2 separate regions of the Homo sapiens genome follow, and region 2 is linked to region 1. A link is a loop called in an ENCODE intact Hi-C map of the cell type or tissue named here. Cell type or tissue: PC-3. All regions are shown on one strand. Each heading gives the region's core, and the rest is flanking DNA. Links, peaks and the distances in the headings are about the cores only. Region 1 has its middle 35 kb from the start of MSL3. Region 2 has its middle 140 kb from the start of MSL3.

Evidence for each region. Hi-C counts contacts between places; a loop is a spot of excess contacts. Peaks named below come from ENCODE experiments on the same cell type or tissue, not always from the same donor. Only the 100,000 strongest peaks of a DNase experiment are listed, where the experiment ranks them.
Region 2: it touches region 1 in a loop (7-fold over the local background); 20 of 110 quality-filtered maps call a loop at or near these places.

Annotation. Positions count from the first base shown.
Region 1 is chrX:11,787,017-11,798,695 of GRCh38, reverse strand. No RefSeq gene overlaps it. Among named protein-coding and RNA genes, the nearest start is that of MSL3, 35 kb to the right of the region's middle. In PC-3, for the core only: no CTCF peak of the experiment used is centred there; no DNase peak of the experiment used is centred there; H3K27ac peaks cover 2,346 bases.
Region 2 is chrX:11,892,930-11,904,608 of GRCh38, reverse strand. It overlaps a transcript of FRMPD4 not described here. Among named protein-coding and RNA genes, the nearest start is that of MSL3, 140 kb to the right of the region's middle. In PC-3, for the core only: no CTCF peak of the experiment used is centred there; a DNase peak (open chromatin) is centred at 5,328; H3K4me3 peaks cover 605 bases; H3K27ac peaks cover 1,413 bases.

The DNA.
Region 1 (11,679 bases), core at 1,838-9,837:
ACCCCATCCCTACTAAAAATACAAAACTTAACCAGGCATCATGATGCATGCCTGTAATCCCAGCTACTCAGTAGGCTGAGGCAGGAGAATCACTTGAACCTGGGAGGCAGAGGTTACAGTGAGCTGAGATTGCACCAGTGTATTCCCGCCTGGGTGACAGGGCGAGACTGTTTAAAAAAAAAAAAAAAAGTCATACCTCCCTTGTGTTAATTTTATAATTGACATTTTAAAAACACTTCACCATTTTTCATTAATAATGATCATGCTTGCCCTAACCCCACAAGCTTTTAGTGGCAAAGTAGATCTATGTATTTTTCTTCAGTGTGATTAGATACTCATATTTCCATAGCATTTTTAAAATTTGAGATATGATTGAAATATTACAAAATTCTCTCCTTGAAAGTATACAGTTGGGCAGTTTTTTATTGATTTGTTGATTGGTTGATTTATTGAGACAGAGTTTTGCTCTTGTTGCCCAGGCTGGAATGCAATGGCGTGATCTCAGCTCACTGCAAACTCCGCCTCCCAGGTTCAAGCGATTCTCCTGCCTCAGCTTCTGGAGTAGTTGGGATTACAGGTGCCTACCACCACGCCTGGCTAATTTTTTGTATTTTTAGTTGAGACGGGGTTTCACCATGTTGGCCAGGCTGGTCTTAAACTCCTGACCTCAGGTGGTCCACCTGCCTCGGACTCCCAAAGGGCTGGGATTACAGGCATGAGGCATCGTGCCCAGCCGGCAGTTTTTAGTGTATTCACAAAGTTGTGCAACTATCACCACTATCAAATTCTCGAGCAATTTCATCACCCCCAAAAAGAAACTCTGTACCCATTGGCAGTTCCTCCTCAGACCTCCATTACCCTCTGGCTGCCCCTCCACCCACGAACCCTAGGCAACTAGTAATCTACCTGCTGCCTCTGCCTCTATGTATTTGATTATTCTGGATATTTCATATAAATGGTATCAGATAATATTTACGGTCTTTTGGGACTGGCTCCTTTCACATAGCACAGTGTGTTCATGGTTTATCCATGTTGTAGCATGTGTCAGTACTTCCTTTCTTTTTATGACCAAATGCTATTCCATTGTATGGATTGACCACATATGTTCATCCATTCATCAGCTGATGGGTTCATGTCATTTCCGCTACTTGGCTATTACGAAAAACGCTGCTGTGAACACTTGTGCATAAGTTTTTGTGTGGACACGTGTCTTCATAGGAGTGGAATTGCCAGGTCATATGATAACGCTAGGTTGAACTTTTTGAGGAACTGTTTCACACTTGTTGCTATGGTTTGGCTCTGTTTCCCCATCCAAATATCATCTCGAATTGTAATCCCCACGTGTCAACGGAGGGACCCGGTAGGAGGTGACTGGATCATGGGAACTGTTTCCCCCGTGTTGTTCTCATGATACTGAGTTCCCACAAGAGCTGATGGTTTTAAAGTGTGACACTTCTCTCTCTCTCCTGCTGCCTTGTGAAGAAGGTACCTGCTTCCCCTTTGCCTTCCACCATGACTGTAAGTTTCCTGAGGCCTCCCCAGTCATGTGGAACCATGAGTCAATCAAACCTCCTCTCTGTATAAATTAACCAATCTCAGGTAGTATCTTTATAGCAGTGTGAGAATGGACTAATAATATATACTTTATTTATTTACAAAATAAATATTTATTGAACAATTAAAACATTTTAATCTGGCTCTTAATTTACACCTAGTTCATTATTTTGTAATAGTTTGGGGTTTTTTGGGTCATAAAGTTGACATTTTAAATGCCAGACTTTCCTCCATTTTCTTGAATTATGTTGACATCATAGCTGCTGTTACCTTATATTTTATTTATACTTTATTTTGTCCAAGTTTTAAAAAATGCTTCTATTTTTAAAGGCAATTTTATATGTAATACTATCTGGAATTTACTTCAAAATAATATGAGAAGAGGATGAGAAGTCAGTAAAAGTATAGAAAAAGAAAGATGAAACAAGATTGGCCATGAGTCAATAATTCTTGAAGCTGGTGATTATACCTAGGGGCTCAATATTCTCTACTGGGTCAAGTTTCGTATATGTTCAACATTTCTCATAATATAGTTCTGAAATAAACATTTTACTTTAATAGATTTAAGCCAATTTTTTAAAACAATGAATTTATATTTTTCATTTCAGCTGAAAATCATTACACCATCCTTTTCTGTATTAAACATAAAGTATATTTCATTGGCCAGATGAATTTTCTCTTCTTTCTTTGTTCCAGAGGTACTTGAATATATAATTTGTGTTTGCTTTACATTGTGGATTTGGAATCAATGTGCAGAGGATCTCCTTGTTCTACCAACACAAAATGAGTATTACAGAGTCACATAGCAATCCCCAAGTTAAGTCATTTAATTTAATGCAACTTAGAGCAGACTCCATCCTAACAAATTGGCTACAGAACAGCTAACTATGAGTAACAATACTTCAGTTAGAGCAGCCGAGGCATGGATTATTTATCAAACTGACCATGATGAAGCCCATTAGGAACAACAGGATCTGAAAACACGTACTCAAGCTGACTGAAGGCCAAGCCGTGATTCTAGCAAGTCCCCAGCAAAAAGAGTGTGATTGCCACTAATTTCCAGGTATTATTTGTATAATGCTGTCTTAAATAATTTCATATTTTAAGTTGACTACAATATGCTCAGATGCTGTTTGCTTGACTTGATCAAAGTACACAACTCACTGAAAATGTTGTTCGCAAAATCATTCTGTCTGCATATACTGATAGCAAGCCAATTTTGCAGTACATCACAGGAATAGGTGGTAGATTTGGTTTACTTAGGTGTAGAAAATCTGGGAAACAGAAAAGTATCCTCAGGAAAACAGTATCCTTAAGACAATCACTTACAATGAGACCTTAAAGATAAAATAATTCATTTCAAGTTGCTGGGCGTGGTCACTCACACCTGTAATTCCAGCACTTTGGGAGGCCAAGGTGGGTGGATCACAAGGTCAGGAGTTCAAGACCAGCCTGGCCAGATGGTGAAACCCCGTCTCTACTAAAAATACAAAAATTAGCCGGGCATGGTGGCAGGTGCCTGGAATCCCAGCTACTCAGGAGGCCGAGGCAGAGAATTGCTTGAACCCGGGCAGCGGAGGTTGCAGTGAGCCGAGATGGCGCCACTGCACTCCAGCTTGGGTGACAGAGACTCTGTCTCAAAAATAATAAATAAAAATAAAAAATAAAAGTATGAACAGTCTCTTAGAAGAATTTTTCAAAAATACATACTGTGAAGTGTCCATGGAAAGCATATCGATGCTTCTACAAAGGCAAGTAGGTTGAGAAGTGAACGGCACCTCCTAAACAGTTCATTTTCCACCTGCCAAGGCCTGGATCCTTACTAGCTGGTAACCTACACAGTAATCTAGGAAACAGAAATAAAATAATCGCCATTTCTAAGTCTTCAACAAACTATTACTGGCATTTTCAAACTACTCTATGCCTTTTAGAAAATATAGGAAAAGGGGTGTTCTGTTTCACAGTTGATCCTTGCCTGCCCTCTCAAACCTGAATCACCAACATTAGCCATCAGCCAGACAAGCATATTTAGTGTCTCAATTTCGGTATCTGTAAAGAAGATATTTCAACAGATGGTGGAAAAGGAACTAGGACAAGAACCAAAGGAGACAATTCTGAAAGGAAACTTAGAGAAACAAACCCAGTGCCTGGTAACTTCATATGTACAAAACAGTGCCAATCAGCTAGCTGGTCGATGAAACAGAATAAGGTCTGTGTGCATCGCTTTGGATTGATTTTCCTTAAGAGAAGCATAAAAGAAAAATTGCCCCTCTCAGATATGTAGGCTCCAGGCTGGGTTCTAGAAGCCTGGTCCTATCAAGTCAGAGGGGAGGAGCCAGTGCTCAGGCTGAGTGCTCAGGAGTGGAGGAACACATCACAAAATGAAAGGTTAATACAAAGGAAACATCCATTTAGAAGGGTTAGGAATAGATTCTATTCCTTTTTATTTTATTTTTGAGCCATTTCCTGGAGAGACTTATAGGGGTACAGAGAAAACTTCCCCTTCGCCCTCTAAAGGTTCACTGAAAATCAGCTGACAAAAGGCAAATTAATAAAGGAAAAGGCATGCAATAGTTTACTGTAACGCGCATAGCATGGGGGAACCACAGGAGAATGATTACCCTCTGACCGACAGCAGCGCAGAAGCCCATATGCTCTTTTTCATAGGGGACGGAGAGATGGCTCTCCTATCAGGTTCAAATCAGCCTCGTTGTGCTAACTGAGGCCAGGAGGCTTCACACTGAGTAGGTGGCCAATTAAATGCTGATGAATCCATGGTTTATTGTGAGGCTTTCACATGCCTACAATCATGCAAATATATTCAACACACAAGGGCACTAGTAAGAGAGAGAGGAGGGTCACAGCTTGATTATCTTAGGAGGCCAGCATGCTGACTGACAATCCAGCAGGTCCTGTTATTTTTTCCTAGGTCGGGGTTGGAGCGGGTGTCACTGTCACTGCTCTTCTCCCAGCAGACCTTCCTACAGCCCCTGCCGATGGAACAGAGGCCTCAGAGTTGCCACGTGCAGAGCTTCTGCTGGCATCTTGACCGTGGTCAGTTTCTTTGTGGTTTTTATGGCCCTCCATGGCCATGATCTCAGCCACCTTTTGGCTTCACTCGCTTGTCAGGTCTCAGCAGTGCCTGGCCACAGCAGGTGACATCTTCTATACATATGCTTATCACTCTGAGGGGTCAGCAATTTCACTGTAGGCTGAGCCATTTGTCATAAGTGACACCATTTTGAGACATTTGGGATCAAGAAACATGATTACATATCATCGGGGAATTTAGACAATTATTTTCGGGGGCAGTAAACCATTAGGGAGAATAAATGGACGGTGGAGGTGAGAAACAGACACTAAGAAAGGTGAGAGGTGGAGGTGCACAGGAAGAAAGGTTGTCTTATTATGCAGATGGAGTCTTCCAGGTCATCTTTCTGAGCTGCCCTCAGAAGAATAGATGAAAAGTCTGTCTGGGTCTGGTGCTAACTCCCAGTTTTTTATCTTCATAGATGGTTGATCTTTCCTAGATATTTGATGAGATCCCTAGGGAGGCGGTTTAAGACAATTACATTTCTTTTGGAAAGATGCTTTCTTAGTGAGATAAGGAAATTCCAGAGACAGTCCCTCCCAGAGCTTGGGGGACAAGAGGGAGGCAGGGGGAGACAAGACAAGGTAAGAGGGACCTTGATTCTGACGCCTCTCTGCATGTCAAAGCATGAGTCTTGGGGTATTGCTTTCTGAGCCTCAACAGACTCATGTCAGGCAGAGGAGCTGAGATAACTTCTATGGCAGGAGTAGGAGGAGCTCAGGCAACAACTGCTATTCTAGTGATGTATAAATTTTCAGTCTAAAGCAGTTCACATGTTGTCTGTGTGAAGCAATGAACACTGAATGCCCAGAGCTATTTTAACACATGAGCTATATGGACAAGGATACACAAGAGAAGTTAATCAAGTCCCTTCACACTTACCAAATAGGTACTTTGTAAAAGCAACTCTCCAGAGAGACGTGGGTTTTTCTCACAATTTCCCCCGGGGAGCACACTGGGCCACGCACCTCCCTCCAAACCTCTGCTGCACCATCTCAGGAAGCAGAGGCCTGGAACCGTGCCTGAAACTCCTTCACTCTGCAGGTGCGTGGTGACAGCCTGGCCCGGGTGGCAGGCTGGAAAATATGACGACACAACCACAAAAGGCAGCATTTTCACACTAGCTCTTACAGACTGTTAGTATCTGTCATTCAACATTAGAGAAAAACAAAGCCCAGAGGGCAGCAAGATGAGAAGTATTTCTATGCTGGTGTCTCATTTGCAAGGAAAAAATAAAATGTGACCTCATAAAGCACCAAAGTATCACCAATGAAATAAGAGATGTTAAGAGTTTGCTGAAAAGTGCAGAAGTTAAAAAAAGTACTAACTACTAAAAAGTGGTCAAGAGGGTTTTGAAGTCATAACTTTCCTTTTGATTCATTATTCAGAACCCAAGAACTCAAATATTTGGTGTCATGGGAACATAAAGCTAGTAAATGTGTTCTGCAAATAGCAACTATCCCACTGTTTGTCTTTTGCTTACCAAATAGCATTTCACGTTATCAAATATCCTTTTTCCCAGGACATTAAATGATTTTATGGAATCTAAAAAGCAATGGTAATTAAGTAAGGAAAAATGTTGTGCCTCCATGTGTACCCTCAAGTAATAAACAGATTCAATACATGGTGCTTGATGCTATTAGTAGGGGATGATGCAGATGATACGAAAATAACAAATACAAGCTCACTATGTGATCATTTTTGTATTAACTTCAGTTAGTTTCAGATACTTTATGTGGGTATTATTAGAATCAGAGATTTCATTCCTACATAATTCATTTTACTTTATTTTTTATTTTTATTTTTTGAGACAGGGTCTCACTCTGTCACCCAGGCTGGAGTACAGTGGCACAATCTCAGCTCACTGCAACCTCTGCCTCCCAGGCTCAAGCAATCCTCCCACCTCAGCCTTCCAAGCAGCTGGGACCACAGGCGTGCATCACCATAACTGGCTAATTTTTGGATTTTTTTTTGTAGAGACAGGGTCTCTCCATGTTGCCCAGGCGATCCACCTACCTTGGCCTCCCAAAGTGTTGGGATTACAGGTATCAGCCACTGCTCCTGGCCTCATAATTCATTTTAAATCTATTTAGAATGCAGGAAAAACACTATTTATTTAGACCAGAGGTCAGAAAAATAAAATCCACAGGACAAATCCTGCCTGCCACCTGTTTTTCTGTTGTTTTTTTGTTTGTTTTTGTAAATAAAGTTATATTAGAACATAGCCACGCCCATTCATTTATGTATTACCTCTGGCTGCTATTACACTACAATGGCAGAGGTTGAGTGGTTGCAACAGAGACTTTATGGCCCACAAAGCCTAAAATATTTACTACCTGGCCCTTGACAGAAAATATCTGCTGACTAATACACTAGACATTTCATTATTTACCCTCACTATCACTATGGCACAATAAATAACATATGTAAAATTTCAATATCTGATTTTCCTGGAGAAAATTAAAGGAATTTATATTAAGTTTTGGTATATTCCCTGCAAATATGGCTGCCAAGTAGTCTGCCTTTGCCATCAAGACCTGGAGTTTATTTTCCCTTCCCTTGAATATAAGGTGGTCTTGTGACTTGCTTTGGCAGCACAATATGGTAGAAGAGGCCTGTCAGCTTCTGCTTTCCCTCTTGGAGCCCTGAATCACCATGTGGAGAGTTTGTCTCCTCTGCTGGAAAGAGAGGCTCAGCCAGTCCCAGATACACCAGCTGTGGTACCAGTCTTTGAGTGAAGCCATCTTGGAGATCCTGGCTGCAGATAAGCTCCCAGCTGAATGCAACCCCAGGAGTGGCCACAACCAACAGTGTGGAGGAGAAGAACTGCCTAGCTCAGCCTAGGCAACCAACAGGGTGGGGAGAATAAATCATCATTTTAAACCACCAAACTGTCATTATGCAGCAATAAATGAACTCAAAGTTTTGATGTTCCATTTAGTATTTCAAACTTTCTTTAGGATATTTTAAAATAGTTCTAAAACAAGACAACTCTATCGTCTTCTTTTATATCTTAAAAGCAAGAAACATCATTCTGTTCAGATGGCAGTGTGAGCAGATTGGATGAAAAATGTCTCTCATAAACTGCATGTAAGACATGGAGACTCAAAGAAAAAGCAAAGTTATCTGGCAACAGCAATAAGATACAAAATCTCATCTAAATGCTGAGAAAAAGATTTTTTTTAATCCACGAGCTAAGTGGTCAGGGTTTTCAGAATCTCATTTTTTAAGAAAGCATTTCTTTTCTCAATCTATTTGTCTTACTAAAAAGCAAGCAGGTCAGGAGAAAGAGACTTCAAGGAAATAAAAAACATTGTTAAATTTAAGTTAGCTGGTGGCAGGTGATTTACAATTGACTAGTAATATAAGAATAAAAATTGAGAAATACTCCCAGAAAAAAGAGAAAATAGAGGAAAACAATAAGAGAAGAAATTGATGCAAACATGACAATAAAAGTCTTCAAGACAGACATTTCGAGCAGGGGATTGCATTTTCCATGGGGCATAGAAAAGGGGGTTCAGTTAGGCAACATTTATTTAAATTTTATTTAAAGAAAATGATGAGTTGAACTAACCACTGAAACACTTGTGCCTCATAAAGGAGACAAAATGGTACAGTGCCTACCAGAAACGGCATGGATGTTTCTCAAAAAATGAAAACAGAATTGCCATATTATCCAGCAATCCCACTTTTACTTCTATATCCAAAAGAATTGAAAGCAAGATCTCAAAGAGATATTTGCACACCCATGTTCACAGCAGCATAATTCACAATAGCCAAGAGGTGGATGCAACCCTAGTGTCTACCAACAGAAACAAAATGTGGTCTATCCATACAATGGATTATTATTCAGCTTTAATAAAAAGAAATTCTGACACATGCTACAACAACATAAACCTTCAGGACATTATGCTAAGTGAAATAAGGCAGTCACAGAAAGAAAAATACTGTATGATTCCCCTTATATGAGGTACCTGGAGTCATCAAATTAATAGAGATGAAAATACAATGGTGGTTGCCAGAGGCTGGGGGAAAAGGGAAGTGAGGACTTGTTTAATAGGTTCAGAGTTTCAATTTTGGTAGATGAAAAAGTTCTAGAGATCTGTTGCACGACAATGTGAATGTACTTAACACTACTGAACTGTACACTTAAAAAATGATTGCAATGGTTAATTTTATGTTATTGTGTTTCTTTACTATTAAAAAACTTAATTTTTTTTTAAAAAAGAGACTAGAAGGAAAAACTCCAAAATAGTTATGGTGACGAGCTATGGCATCATGATGTTGGATGATTTTTTCCCCCTTTTATCTGTGCTTTGATGTGTCTGTGTCTTTTTGTTTTTAGTTTGTTTTTATATTTGGAAAATATTAGTTTCCTATAATTTTAAAAGAAATGGGAGTTAGTTGGGTCAAAAATAATAATAATTACCTTAATATATTTAGACAAGGATTTTTTAAGTCTATAAGTAGGATGAAGGAAATAATTAAAGCATCAAAACAAATATATTAGAAAATAGAAAACCATAGCATTATTTACAAGCCCAAGAGTGCAAGTTTCTTGAAAAAAAAAATACATATATATATAAAGAGAATAGCTTTGCCAAATATAATCAATAGAAAGGGATGAGGAAAATGTCCATTAAATGAATTATGAATGTTAAAATAGCAGCTGCTGAAAAAAATCCTTTGAAACTGCAAGAAATAACTAAGCAGGCACAGCTGTAATATATTTGAAAATCTAGATCAGGCTTAGCAAACATTATCTGTAAAGGATCAAATAATGAATATTTTTAGCTTTGTAGGCCATGCAGTCTCTGTAGCAACCACTCAACTTCTGCCATTATAACTTGAAAGCAGTTACAGACACTATTTAAATGAAAGGGTGTGGCTGTGTTTCCATAAAACTTTAGAAAAGCAGGCAGGAGGCCTGATTTGGCCCACAGGTCGTAATTTGCTAAGTGATAGAGGCTGGGGTCACTTTTCCTTCACGTTCTAAAATTTGGCCTCCCCACATCACTGTGACAACCTTCACCAAGGTAATAAAGAGCTGGAGCTACTGTATCTTTTTCTCCTGGGCCACTGACATCCTCATGGATAGCATTCCTAATTAGATACCACTAAACAAACACTGATTCTGGATACTCAGAATCCATAGGCATCCCGCTTCCACATTTTATATTTTATATTAAAAAACCAAAGTGTCATAAACCTTAGAGGGCAAACAGAGGCAAAGTAAAACTTCCATCATGGTCTATCAGTACTCACAACTTCCATCATGGTCTATCAGTACTCACAAAGACTCTCTTTTCAGGAAATATCTCAGGCCCACTCCTTGACATAAGGAAAACTATAGAATATGCCATTCTAAAAGCTTTTGAACATAGGAACCAAGGCTCTAGGTTTTGGTGAAAGTATTAATTAGAGTAAGAGGCTCTAGCCAGGGGTGAGAGGGAGCACAAATACAGAAACAAGGTCTTCCCTTTGCTATAGCGATCCGGTGCAGTTACCCCAATTGAGGTTCAGGTTCGACATTCTCCTTTAAGTCCCTTTTTTATTTAAAAAAAAAAAAAAAAAGTCAGCAAGTAGTAAACAATCTGAAAAATCCCATAAGAGAGTTCATGGAGTTTTCAGATGAGGAAACTGGGCAAGCCATGAAACTTGTATTCAAATGCCAGAACTGTGGGCCCTGATGATTTTGAAGTAGATTTGGTTCAAACTTTCAGGGCCTGGATAATTCCAAGTCAAAAACTCAGAAGTTTGAATATAAAAACATGAAAAGTTATGCAATTAATTTCAGAAAGCTTCAACAGAATCAGAATCTCCAGAGGTAAGCTCTGGGACTCTATATTCCCCCATAATTCTGATGCAGCATGTCTTGGAGCTAGCATTTGAGAACCACTGAATTCAAGAGTTAAATATAAAAATCAACCAAAGACAATGATTAGTTAATTAGCAACAATCGTATGGGAGGGGGTTTCTGGAAGCATTTTCGCACATAACCAGTGAGAGTGTAAATCACGATAATTCGTCTGGAAAGCAATTTGGCAAATGTATCAAGGACTTTAAAAATGTTTATAGATGTTGATACCTGCGGAGGAGGGAGGGCTACCCGGCTGCTGCTGGGAGCAGGGGTTTAGAGGAGGAGACGCTAGGCTAAGCTCAGGCCGCTGAGGAAGGGGCGCCTCCCAGCTGTTGCCGGTGTGACCGACCGGCCCCAGGAGGATGCTTCTGGAAGTGCGGAAAGAAGTTGGAGGCTGCCACCAGCCGCTGCAGCCAGAGTGAAGCGCCCCTGCATCCTGACGAAGCAGCAAGCCAATCGAGATGAACCCCTCTCTCCCGTCCAGTTGTCCCTCTCCAGTGCCCCCTGCTGGCAAAACACAACAGGAAGCAAGAGAGCAAAGGAGTTTTCAGCACAGCAGAAAGCGATGAATTTGGAGCTGCCCGATAATCGCCGAAAAACTGACAGCACCTGAAATCTCTTTATAAAATTCCCCTCACGTGTACAAAACATGCAGGATATTTCAAAAACCAGAGTCTTGATTGCCCAAATCTTAAAGGAAAGAACTAAAAAACTAGCGTTAGAGGTTCCTTTCAGAGTGATTTCTGGAAGCCAGCAGGATTTCACTTCATTAATATAATTATTTTATTACTTGGACTAATCAACATTTTGTCATCGGGCTGGCTTGGGAGTTTTGAGGACAAAGATGTCGCTTTCCCATAGTTTTATTTCTCCTCATTTTTCTATACAAAGTGCATGATATAGTATTACTTCTACAAAACAGCAATTCTTATCACCAGTTGTAAGAATTTAAAACTAAGAGCGTCTCCATTATAAAATATCTATAATGTAAACTGACATAAACCAAGAAAACCTCAGGCAGCTCTCAGATATGGTTACAAACCGAAAGAATAGGGTGATGTTGACACCATCCTGTTATGATCAGCTGGTTTGCACTGAGCCCAGAAGACAAAGGGTACACACAATTTGTTGAGAAGAACATTTATTATGACGGCAGGCTTCTTGTGTGCTAATT
Region 2 (11,679 bases), core at 1,909-9,908, 110 kb before region 1:
CTGAGAAGGGTGAAAGCAAGGAACAAGACCGGAAACTCAATGTTTGTTTCAGCTAATCATATAGAACCACTTGACTCACTGTTGGTAGAACAAAACAAAATGGTAAATTTAAAACCCAAATCAAGTTCTCACCTTTCTTGCAGCCAACATTTTAACAACGTCCCCTGCCTTTCATCTAAGAGGATCAAGGATAAACAGGACTCGATGAAAGAGACGTATACCCATATCCTTCCTTAGCTTTGAGCCTAGTGGCAAAGTCTCTCCTTGATTTTTTTGAATTCAGTAAAGGCAGCACTTTATGAGGTCTACCTTTCATGATGGAGGGCTCTGCCTGGCTTTTCTTGAAACAGACATCGTAAGAAATAAAAAGAGCAATGCTTTAAACCCGATGATGACCATATGCACCTGTCCATTTGAAAGAGACAGAGGGGATAAATGTGATTATTTCAAAATAAATTGGCAGTGCTTCTACAATATCCTGATTATTTCACTTAACATTTGCAATATTACACTCAAACAAGCAGGTCAGGCCAGGCATGGTGGCTCATGCCTATAATCCCAGCACTTTGCGAGGCTGAGATGAGGGATTGCTTGAGCCCAGGAGTTTGAGGTCACCCTGGGCACATAGTGAGACCCCCATCACTACAAAAAAAATTAAAAAATTAGCCAGGTTTGGCAGCACATGCCTGTAGTCCCAGCTACTCTGGAGGTTGAGCTGAGAGCATTGCCTGAGCCCAGGAGGTCAAGGCTACAGTAAGCCATGATCACGCTACTGCACTCTAGCCAGGCAACACAGCAAGACCCTGTCTTAAAAAATCAAAAACAAAAATCCCAGCAGGACATATTAGAAATCAAACAATAGAGGATTTAAAATAAGTCATTTTTTAAAAAGACAAAAGAAGCCCTTTACTAGCTGAAGGGCTACAATGAGAAATTTCTATGGAATTTTCAATGGAGAACAAATAATCTAAATTTACAACTATGATTCGAATATTGGGTTTCTGACATAATTTGATGACTTTTAAGTTTGTAATTTAAAAATGTCTTGACTTCAAACAAATAAAGCATGGAATTTAAAATATGGAATTTGAGGAAAATGAAATTGGAGAAGAGTAGGGCTATAAAGAATCAAGGATGTGTTTTTATGTAGTTTATTAATCAGCCTCATTATTTGTTATCTACACTGAATATTTTGAGGTTCTGGCTCAAGGAATTAAAACTGTATATAAAAATGAATTGCTTTAATCTGGTCTTCAGCCAAAGTTTGATGCAATTTGTTCTTCAATAAAAGTATTACCTAAGCATAAATATTAAAATAGAAAATATTATAGTTTAGAAAGCCAGGGCAACATATTCCATTTGGGGGTTAAAGCCTATGCTCAATACTGACACAAAAACACATACCATTTCCCTTTCCCAGCATTTTTCATTTACTGGAAAGATTTGGAAAATGTCCAGTGGTAGATTAGACTAGTAATCACACTCAAAGACTGTGAACAAAACGGAGAATGACAGCTGTCTCCTGTTCAATGCCACTTCATTCTGCCAAACTCTGCCTTCCTCAGTTTCCTTCAAAAACCTTGGAGTTATCTGTAAATCATACCATATATTTATCATTCAGCAAATCCTGTTAGTCCTATATTTAAAACATATCCACAATCTACACATCTCTTAAAACCCCACAACCAGCCCAGTGGTCCTAGCCTCCATCATCACTCCCCCAAATTACTGCAATAAGTTCCCAACAAGTCTTCCTGCCCTCACGTTTGCTCTTTATTCTGCCATTCATGTTCCTTTTGAGAATTCTACCTCATATTGGATGAAATGGAGGTAAGAGGCCCCCACCATTTCCATTTCGATTCCATTCTAAGAGATTATTTCCCATGCCAAGTATGAGCAGCCACAGAGAAAATTCCTGAAGTGAGAGTTCTTTGACAAATCTTACTGAAAGGCTATGATTATGGACTGTTTCGCCCCAAAATTCATCTATTAAAGTCCTAACCCCCAATGTGATAGAATTTGGAGGAGGGGAGGTAGGGCCTTTGGGAAGTAATTAGGTTTATTAATAGATAAATTCATAAGGCTGGAGTCCCCACGATGGAATTAGCATCCTTATAAGAAGAAGACGAGGGACCAGAGTGCTCTCTTGGGTTCTCACTCTCTCGTTCTCACTCACTTGCTCTCTAGCTCTCTCTCTGCCATGTAAGGACACAGCACAAAGGTGGCCATGTGCTTCAGGAAGAGAGCCCTCACAAGGAACCAAATCTGCTGGTGCCTTGATCTTGGACTCTCCAGCCTCCAGAACTGTGAGAAAAAAAAATGTCTGCTGTTTAAGCCACCAAGTCTGTGCCATTTTGTTATAGCAGCCAAGCTGACAAAGACAGCAATTTAATAATTTGTCAAATTGCATCTTTCATAGAGAATTGCTTACAATTTGATGAAAAAAGCAAAAAAGAAGCATTAAAGTCAGTTCCTGACAGACCTGAAACTGACCTATAGAAAACTGTTCAGAAGCATGTTCTACGCAGCAAAAGAAATAAGCAGCATAGTAAACAGACAACACACAGAGTGGGAGAAAATCTTCACAAACTATACATTCAACAAAGGACTAATATCCAGAATCTGTAAGGAACTCAAACAAATCCACAAGAAACAAATAATCCCATCACGAAGCAGGCAAAGGACATGAATAGACATTTATTTCTCAAAAGAAGATACAGAAACAGCCAACAAACATATGAAAAAATGTTCACTATCACTAATCATCAGGGAAATGCAAATTAAAACCACAATGAGATACCACTTTACTCTGCAAGAAAGGCCATAATTAAAAAGTAAAAAAGAAAAAAAAAAGATACTGTTGTGAATGTGGTGAAAAGGGGACACTTTTACACTGCTGATGGGAATGTAAATTAGTACAACCACTGTGGAAAACAGTATAGAGATTCCTTAAGGAACTAAAAGTGGATCTACCATTCGATCCAGCAGTCCCACTACTGGGCATTTACTCAGAGGAAAAGAAGTTATATGAAAGACACATGCACACGCATGGTTTATAGCAGCATATTTCACAATTGCAAAGATATGGGAGCAACCTAAGTCTCCTCAACTAATGAGTGGATAAAGAAAACGTGGTATATGTATACCAAAGAATACTACTCAGCCATAAAAAGGAATGAAATAATGTCTTTTGCAGCAACTTGGAAGGAGCTGGAGGCCATTATTCTAAGTGAAGTGACTCAGGAATGGAAAACCAAATATCATATGTTCTCACTTATAAGTGGGAGCTAGGCTATGAGGATGCAAAGGCATAAGAATGATATAATGGACTTTGGTAACTCAGTGAAGGGGAAGGTTGGGAGGGGGTGAAGGATAAAATACTACATATTGGGTACAGTGTACACTGCTCAGGTGATGGGTGCACTAAAATCTCACAAATAACCACTGAACTTACTCATGTAACAAAAAACCACCTGTACCCCCAAAACTATTGAAATAAATCAAAACAAGCACACAAATTAGGGACAAGTAGGATGATTCACATGGCCACAGAGACTTAAATATGGCCACATTACCTTAGAGGGATTTTAGGCAAGACATCCAAAATACTAAATAATGGTGAAGGGTGGGAGAGAAAAGAATGAACCACTGATGTGGTGGCCATGGGGGAACAACTTGAAGGAAGCACCCTCTTTCTGCGATGGGGGTCAACAGAATTGAATATGAGAAGAGGAGGGGGTGGCAAGTCAGTTTGGGAAAGCTCTTTATGTGGTGTTAAAGAAACCCCCTTTCTCCAATCACAGCATCTTAGCCTCTCCAGCATCCCCCCACTACCACCCAACCACCAGTGGAGGTGTCGGGGTTGTGTTTCATGATGTCCAAGACACTCCAGGGCTACCATTGGCTGCAGCAGTGCCTGGATGACCAAGCACAGCTTAAGAGTGTGTCTTTGCCTTGCCTAGGGGAGGGTATATATAGGCAGGGGGAGCTCCCTGGGACAGACCACTAGAAGGCTTCAACATGGCTGAGATTACAGACAAACCACAGACATTCAGCACAGATATGGACCAACCAACCACAAGAGCAGAAGAATCAGCCACAAGTGCTGAAGAAGAAAAGAAAGAGGGGACGACCCCTTGCCAGTGCAAATACAGAAACAGTTGCCAGGTCAGATAACCCTACCCATGCTCCTTCTCTTCTTCCCCATACATTCTCCCAAGAGTCCTATCCTGTCCTGGCCTGGCAAAAACCTTTCCTCAACCTATACCCTTTATGAAGCCCCCGCTTCCCATTTTGTCTCCGTCTTCTTCCCCTAAACCAATGCCCTTCTGTGTTCACTCTCTTGCCCTACCAGGTACACAAGACAACTATGAGGATATAAATTGTTCCTTCCCCCTTCTTCAGACAAAAAAAAAAAATCCTCTGAAACATCTATCACCCAATCAAGAAAGCATAAGAGAGGGGAAAAAGCCAACAATAATTGTCTGTTACCACATGTTAAATAAGAAATGAAATCAAAACCAAAAGACCCCCGGATAACTCCACCAATCCAAGTAAGCCCTGTGCATAGGGAGGCCCAGAGACCTAAAACTATCTGTTACATCTCCAGAAGGGGCTGTGGAAAAAAGGTCAACTGTGTAGAGCGACCAAATCTTATACCTATAGGGTATAGCAATGGTGATAAATAAAAATAAAATCAACAAGTTTTGAAAGAAAAAACATTGTTCAGAAGTATGGACCACTGAATCACAAATTTAGTATTTTTCCAAAGACTGCATTAGGATAATACATTAATACCCAGTATTTTGTATTACATTCAGATTGTAATAGCAGAAAATGATTGAAGAAAGTATGATGCTAGACTGATGGCGAATAACAGAATTGGTGAAAAACAGCAATATTGTTCAGTTGAAATTATGCTCATTATTGTTGGCAGAAACCAACCCATTAGTCAGCCATGAAAATTTTTCACGTAATAGTCCTTTTAAATGAATGTGTCCTTATATTCAAAACTCCTTATAAAAATGAAAATATTATTGGGGACTCAGCGTCTATGGCTAAATAAACATGTTCATATTATATTATCTTTTAAATCTTAATCCTTCTCTCTATGAGAGGAAAGAGAAAGATGTCACTGGGGTAACAATAAAAAGCAAAAACAAACGCAAATAAATGAAAGGGAGGTTGGCAGCACAAAGTGTCAGCTGCAAAAAAAAAAAAAAAAAGTCAACATCACTCGTGAGTCACAGCAAGTAAAAATAAGATTAGGATTGATGTCAGGTTTTAGTCTGCCATAAACTTTTCACCCATTTTCTTCTGTAATAACAAATTATTCTGCAACATTCCTCTTGCTATAGTCACCAGCCACTTCCTGAAAGGAAGCAAATACATTCTCAATCACCCAGGTGCATTTTAGGCATGACAAATTAGGATGCCACAGAGAAGAATATAGAGCATATTGCCATTAGCTACTATCATCATACAAAATGCCCTACAAATTTATAGTTCAGACTTTCTGTATTTCTCAATACTTTTTCAAATTTGCTTTGATGGAAAAGCCATTTCGTAGTTTTTAGGGAGCTATTGCACAAACATAATGTCTGGCTTTAAGGAAGTTGAATGTTATGTTCACTGCAGGGTGGAGAGTTTGTGAAACAACCTTTTAGCCCTTACTCAGACACCCCAAGCTGTCTTCTCATTGCAAAGGCAAGTCCATCTTTCCACTTATTCAGGCCCAAACCTTGGAGACATCCTTTACTCTCTGTGACTCTCATAGCACACAGCCAATCACTTAGGAAATCCTGCTGGATCTACTTTCAAAATAGTTCCAGAATCCTACTTCTCCCTACCTCCAGAGCTTCCACCTAGTCTGACTCCCCCATATTCTCTCATCTGGATAATTACTATTATCTTTTTCTTTTTTAATTAATATTATTTTAAATTAACAAGTCATAATTGTATATATTTATGGAGTACAATGTGATGTTTTGATACATGCATAAAATGTGTAATGAGTAAATCAAACTAATTAACATATTCATCACCTCACTTACCTATATATTTCTATGGTCTCACCTGGATTATTGATGGAGCAGCTCAGAGGCTCCTCCTAGGTGATGCTGCTGCCACTGGTCCAGGGACTGCATCTAGAGTGTGTTTCAAAGTGAAGGATGTTTGAGAGGAGACAGACTGATAAAGAGGAGGGTATGCTCAATTGCAAATAATAGGATACCAAGCCATCTACAAGCAGCACCTGAGAGAAGACACTGGGACAGACCAAGTGAGTGCCTGCTTTCCTCACTTCCACCCCTGTCCATAGAGTCTTCTTAACACAGCAGTCAGGTTGCCCCATGCCAAGCTGCTTAAAACCGCCAGGGCACCTCCATCTCAGAGGAAAAGCCAATGTCAATACAATCACTGATCTAGACCCATCCAGCCCTGACTGCCTCTCTTCCTGCCTGCCCCCCATACCCCCAATACACACACACACCTTTCAGTCATGAGGACCTCTTCCTTGGTGTTGGAACCTTGAACTGCTCCTACATGAGGCCTTCTCACTGGTTGTTCTTTGCCTAGAATACTCTGTCCCCATTTATCTGCATGGGCTAAACCTCTCATTTCCTTCTGGATTTGATGCAAATGTCATCTTTTCAGGGAGCCCTGCCCTGAGCACCCAGCTCCTCAATGAGCCCTTGCCTTTCCTACCCAGCCTTCCTCTCCTTTCAATTCCCTTAGCCAGCCCCGGTTTTACCATGGCACTTATGTCTAACATACTATGCAATGTATTTACTTATTGATTTTGTTCATTAGTTATACCTGTCTTCTGCACTATAATGCAAGCCCCAGGACTGTAGGAGGTTTTTCGACTTTATTCCTTGATTTATCTCCATTATCTAGCACAATCCATGGCACACATGGTACACAATGATTGTATACTGAATGAATGAATAAAAGCAGTCTTTGGTAACAATATTTCCTACATTCATAAAAAGCTTTAATCATCAGAGAAAACATTCCAACTGATAACCACTTTTTAAAATATTTTGTGTTCTGGAAATATTCACATAAATACAGCAGTAGAGAATAATACAATGAGGGCCATGTACTCAACACCCAGCTTCAACAATTACTAACACACAGTCACTTCTGTTTTAGCCATACCCCCACCCTTTTCTCCAGCTAATTATTTTGAAGTTAATCCCAGGAACTGTACCATTTATTCGTAAATATATCAGTATTATGTCTAAGAAATAAGGACCATTATCACCCCTAACAAATTTAGACAACCCCACAACCACCACCAACCCCAGCAGGCAACCACTAATTTGATTTCTGTCATTCTAGATTAGTTTTGCCTGTTCCAGAATTTCATGTAAATGGAATCATATTAAATGTACTCTTTTGTGCCTGGCTTGTTTTGCTCAGCATGCTTTTTTTCTTTCTTTTTTTTTTTTTTTTGTAATTCATCCATGTTCCATACCAGATTTTAAATTAGGAATTTGGAATGGTAATTATCAAGGTTTTTCAGGAAAGCAGAGTGAGGTGAATGTTAAGTAATTTACACTCAGATTAATTCAGATACTGAATTTAGCAGCTTCCAAACCCCCAAACACAAGACCAGTTTAAGTCCTCACTACTCCAAGTGTGGTCTGTTCTGGAGACCAGCAGCATTGGCATCCCCTGGGAGCTTGCTAGAAATGCAGAATCCCAGGCTTTGTACCAGACCTGCTGAATCAACATCTGCATTTTAATCAGATGTCCAGGGGATTCGTGGACACCTTTCTGGTTTGAGAAACACCAGTTTAAACATTCTTTGGGGAATGGCTCATTGGCCCAATCCATGGACCACAGGGCTCAGCCCCAAGCACATTTCACTGCTATGGTCACTTGACATGAACTACGCAAGGACTCCTAATGTTACATTGATGTCTTAGTCCATTCAGGCTTCTATAACAAAGCAACACAAAATGGGTGCCTTATAAGCAACAGAAATTTATTTTTCACAGTTCTAGAGGCTGGGAAGTCCAAGGTCAAGACACCAGCAGATTTGGTGTCTAATGAAGGCCTGCTTTCTGCTTCACAAATGGCACCTTCTTGCTGTGTCCTCACATGATGGTAGAAGGGAAGAGGCAGCTCTCTAGGATCTCTTTGATAAGGGCACGAATCCCATTCACAAAAGCACTACCCTCATGACCCAATCACCTCCTAATGACCCCACCTCGTAACACCATTATATTGGTGATTAGATTTCAACATCTGAATTTTGTGGGGGACATAAACATTCAGATCACAGTAACTTGGCCTCTTTACAAACACCACAGTTGGGCACTGCGGGGGGTGAAAAGATAAGGAAAGAATACTGCAGGTGAAAACGAGTCATGTGGTTGAGTTTGAATTATTTTTTTTTTCTTTAAAATACTTCAATATGCCTCTACGATTTAGGAAAGCTAATTGAATTATCTGAAACTATGATAGCCTAAAGAGCTCAAGAAGGGTGTCTGTGCAATTACACAGGGGAAATCATTCAGAACTCAATGGCTGGAAGCCTGAAATTGAGAAATCACATCGAAGAGTATCACAAGGGACAGCTCCTTTGAAGGAAAGAATCTTTGAGCCCTTATATAGTCATCCAAAGCAGAAAGAGTAGCTTGATGAGAGGGGATAAAAAATACTGGGAAACAGATTCAGGTTCAAATATAAATAGTGACTTTTAAAATAACTATAAAATCTCAGGGTGCTTATACAACTATGTCAGAACCATGAACATTGACCCAGCTACAGGAAGAAAACAACTTATGTGAGGTAGAGCTCTACCTATTACCTGGTTGAGAGGTTTCTAGAACAACTTGGCACACAGGCCCCAGGTAGGCAGCTAATGGAAGACTAAAAGGCAGAAGACATCCCCAGTCTTAACATAATGTAAACGAACCTTCACGTTACAACAGTTTATCTTCTCATCCCCTTGTCTCTGCAATGTTACCAGCAGCAGCAGGGGGAGTCCCATTTCCATCTCATTTAACTGCTGAATTTTGAAGTTCAAAAAAAATTTGCTGAGTTTAATAAGGTAATGCATGTTATATTGGATGAACCTAAGTCTCACTGTCCCCCTCATTTCCTTCTCCCCCTTGATCAAGTGCTCCCTGTTTACCAGAGTAATGATTGGCTCCATCATTCACTCTTCCTAACAGTTTTCATTAATGTTCTGAAGCCCTGATCTTGGACTTCAGTGCAACAGCCCTGTGTTAACGTTGTCTATTCCAGTGGTTCTTAACTGCAGGTGATTTTTGTCCCTCAGGGCATATTTTGCCATGCCTGGAAACATCTTTGTTGTTACAACTTGATGGCGTTGTAACTTGCTACTGGCATCTAGTGCGTAGAAGCCAGGGATGCTGCTAAAGATCCTGCAATGCACACAACAGCCCCACACAAAAAAATCACTTGGTCCCAAAGTCAATAAGTGCTCCTATTAAGAAACTGCTCTGCTGTAATCTGTTGTACAAGCAAGAGCAAGAATCATGTTGTTGAAAACAACCATTCTGGGATATTTTCTGGTCCTTGGAGCACATATTTCTGGGAAGAGGCTCTAAGACCTTTTACTGATAACCCTCATTAGACAGGTGATTCCACTTGCTTGGTCTGTCTCCAATGCCTTCCCCTATCTGCCGCATGTAGATCACTCCATATCGTATTATTTGCAACCAAGGATACACTCTTCTTTTTCAGTCTGTCCCCTCTTCTAAATTATCTTTCACTTTGAAACACACTCCAGAGCTTTGCTAGCCACGTGTGGTTCCTAGACCATCAGCATCAACATTACCTGGAAAGAGCCTCTTACAGATGCAGAATCTCTGCCCCAACCCAGACCTATGGAGTTAAAACCTACGGGATTTCTAGGTGAGTCTTACACACATTGAAATTTGAGACATGCTGCTCTAGTCTAAAGCGCTGATTCCTGAATTTTTTTTATGCATTGGAATCTGATGGAGGCTTTAAAAACATGCCTGGATCCCAGCCCCAGAGAAACCGATGTAACTGGGATTCACCCTGGGCACTGGGTTTCTATAGTTCCCCAAGACATTCCAATGTGCAGCCAAGGATAAAAATCACTGCTCTGGATTAATCATTTTTAAAATGGTTGTTACTGGCTTCTTTCATTTGTACATTCCAATGCCTATGCAAGAGCCAGTATAATATAACAATCAAGAGCCCTATTTGGAGACTAAACACCATGACTTTGAATTTAAACTGTCACTGATCATGTGATCTTGGGAAAGTTATTTAATTTCTCTGTGCTTCAGTTTCTCTAGATGTAAATGGGAATAAGGAATAACTCTCATATGATGAGAGTTTCCCTCAGTCAAGGTTCAACCAGAGCAGCGGAACCAGACAATATGTATACTAAATAGATTTATTACAAGGAATTGGCTTATGTCATTGTGAAGGCTCCTTATCAAGTCCAATGTTCAGAGTGCAGGTGGTCAGGAAGGGAAGATCACAAGCAGGCTGCAGGCTCAGGGGTACAAGTTTTAGCTTGTCCACAGGCATTTCTTAACTCAGGGAAGCCTAAACCCTCATTTAAAGGTCTTTAAGCTGATTAGGTCATGTCCACCCAGTATAATCTCCTTTTTGATGAATTTAAAGTCAACTCATTATGGATCTTAATTGCACCTGCAGAATCCCTTCACAACAACATATAGATTAGTATTTGATTGAATAATTGGGGCAAGATGTGTGTGCTACAAAATGGTCACTGCCTCTTTTTCCTTCTCTAACTCTCTAGGGACTGCCCCTTTTAGCCTGCCCTAACTGGAAAAAGAATTCCCTAGAAGGGAATCCTTGGATGGTAGTTGCACCTAGGCAAATTGATACATCCAAGGCCATCACAGAGTTAAGTACCTTACCACATTTAACTCACCAAAGACAGTACCTCACTCATAGTTAGCATTCAGTAATTGTGATTATTGCCCTTATTAAAGCCATAAAAGTTTAGTTAGCCAAAGATTCTTATATAAAGTGCTCGTTCATATAATGTATTTTGATATGCTCAAATCTCAATTTCAAATTTATATTGGCTTATATTATAGCCAAGATACATTTTCATTCCTAACTAAAAAAGGTTATTAGTCACCAAAATGTCAGAGATACTTGATAGGCAGTAAGAAATCTTAACTTAAAACCTTTAAGAATTCAGGCAAAACTTATATTCAAAGCCAAAATTCAGGTCCAAGTGTCTCTACAGGAAGGAGTTCTTAACAGCAGTGCTATTCTGAATCAAAATCTACTTGAAATTTTTATAAAGTAAATGTAATCTTGGCTAGTATTCCTTAAGACTGTCAAGGTCATGGAAAACAAGGAAAGACAGAAAAACTGACAGACCAGGGAAGACTGAGGAGACATGACAACTAAATGCAAACTGGCATCCTGGATGAGATCCTGAAACAGAAGATAAAGTAGTAGAAAAACTGGTGAAATCCAAATAAAGACTGCAGTTTAGTGAACACTAATGTACCGAAGTACCATCAAAATCAAAGGTGTTAACAATGGGGGAAACAGAATGAGGGATACGTAGGAGCTATCTGTGCTATCTTTGCAACTTCTGTGTAAATCCAAAATTATTATAAAATAATCAAGGTTACTTAATAATAAAAAAACCTAGGATGTAACCCCCAAGAATTTTTT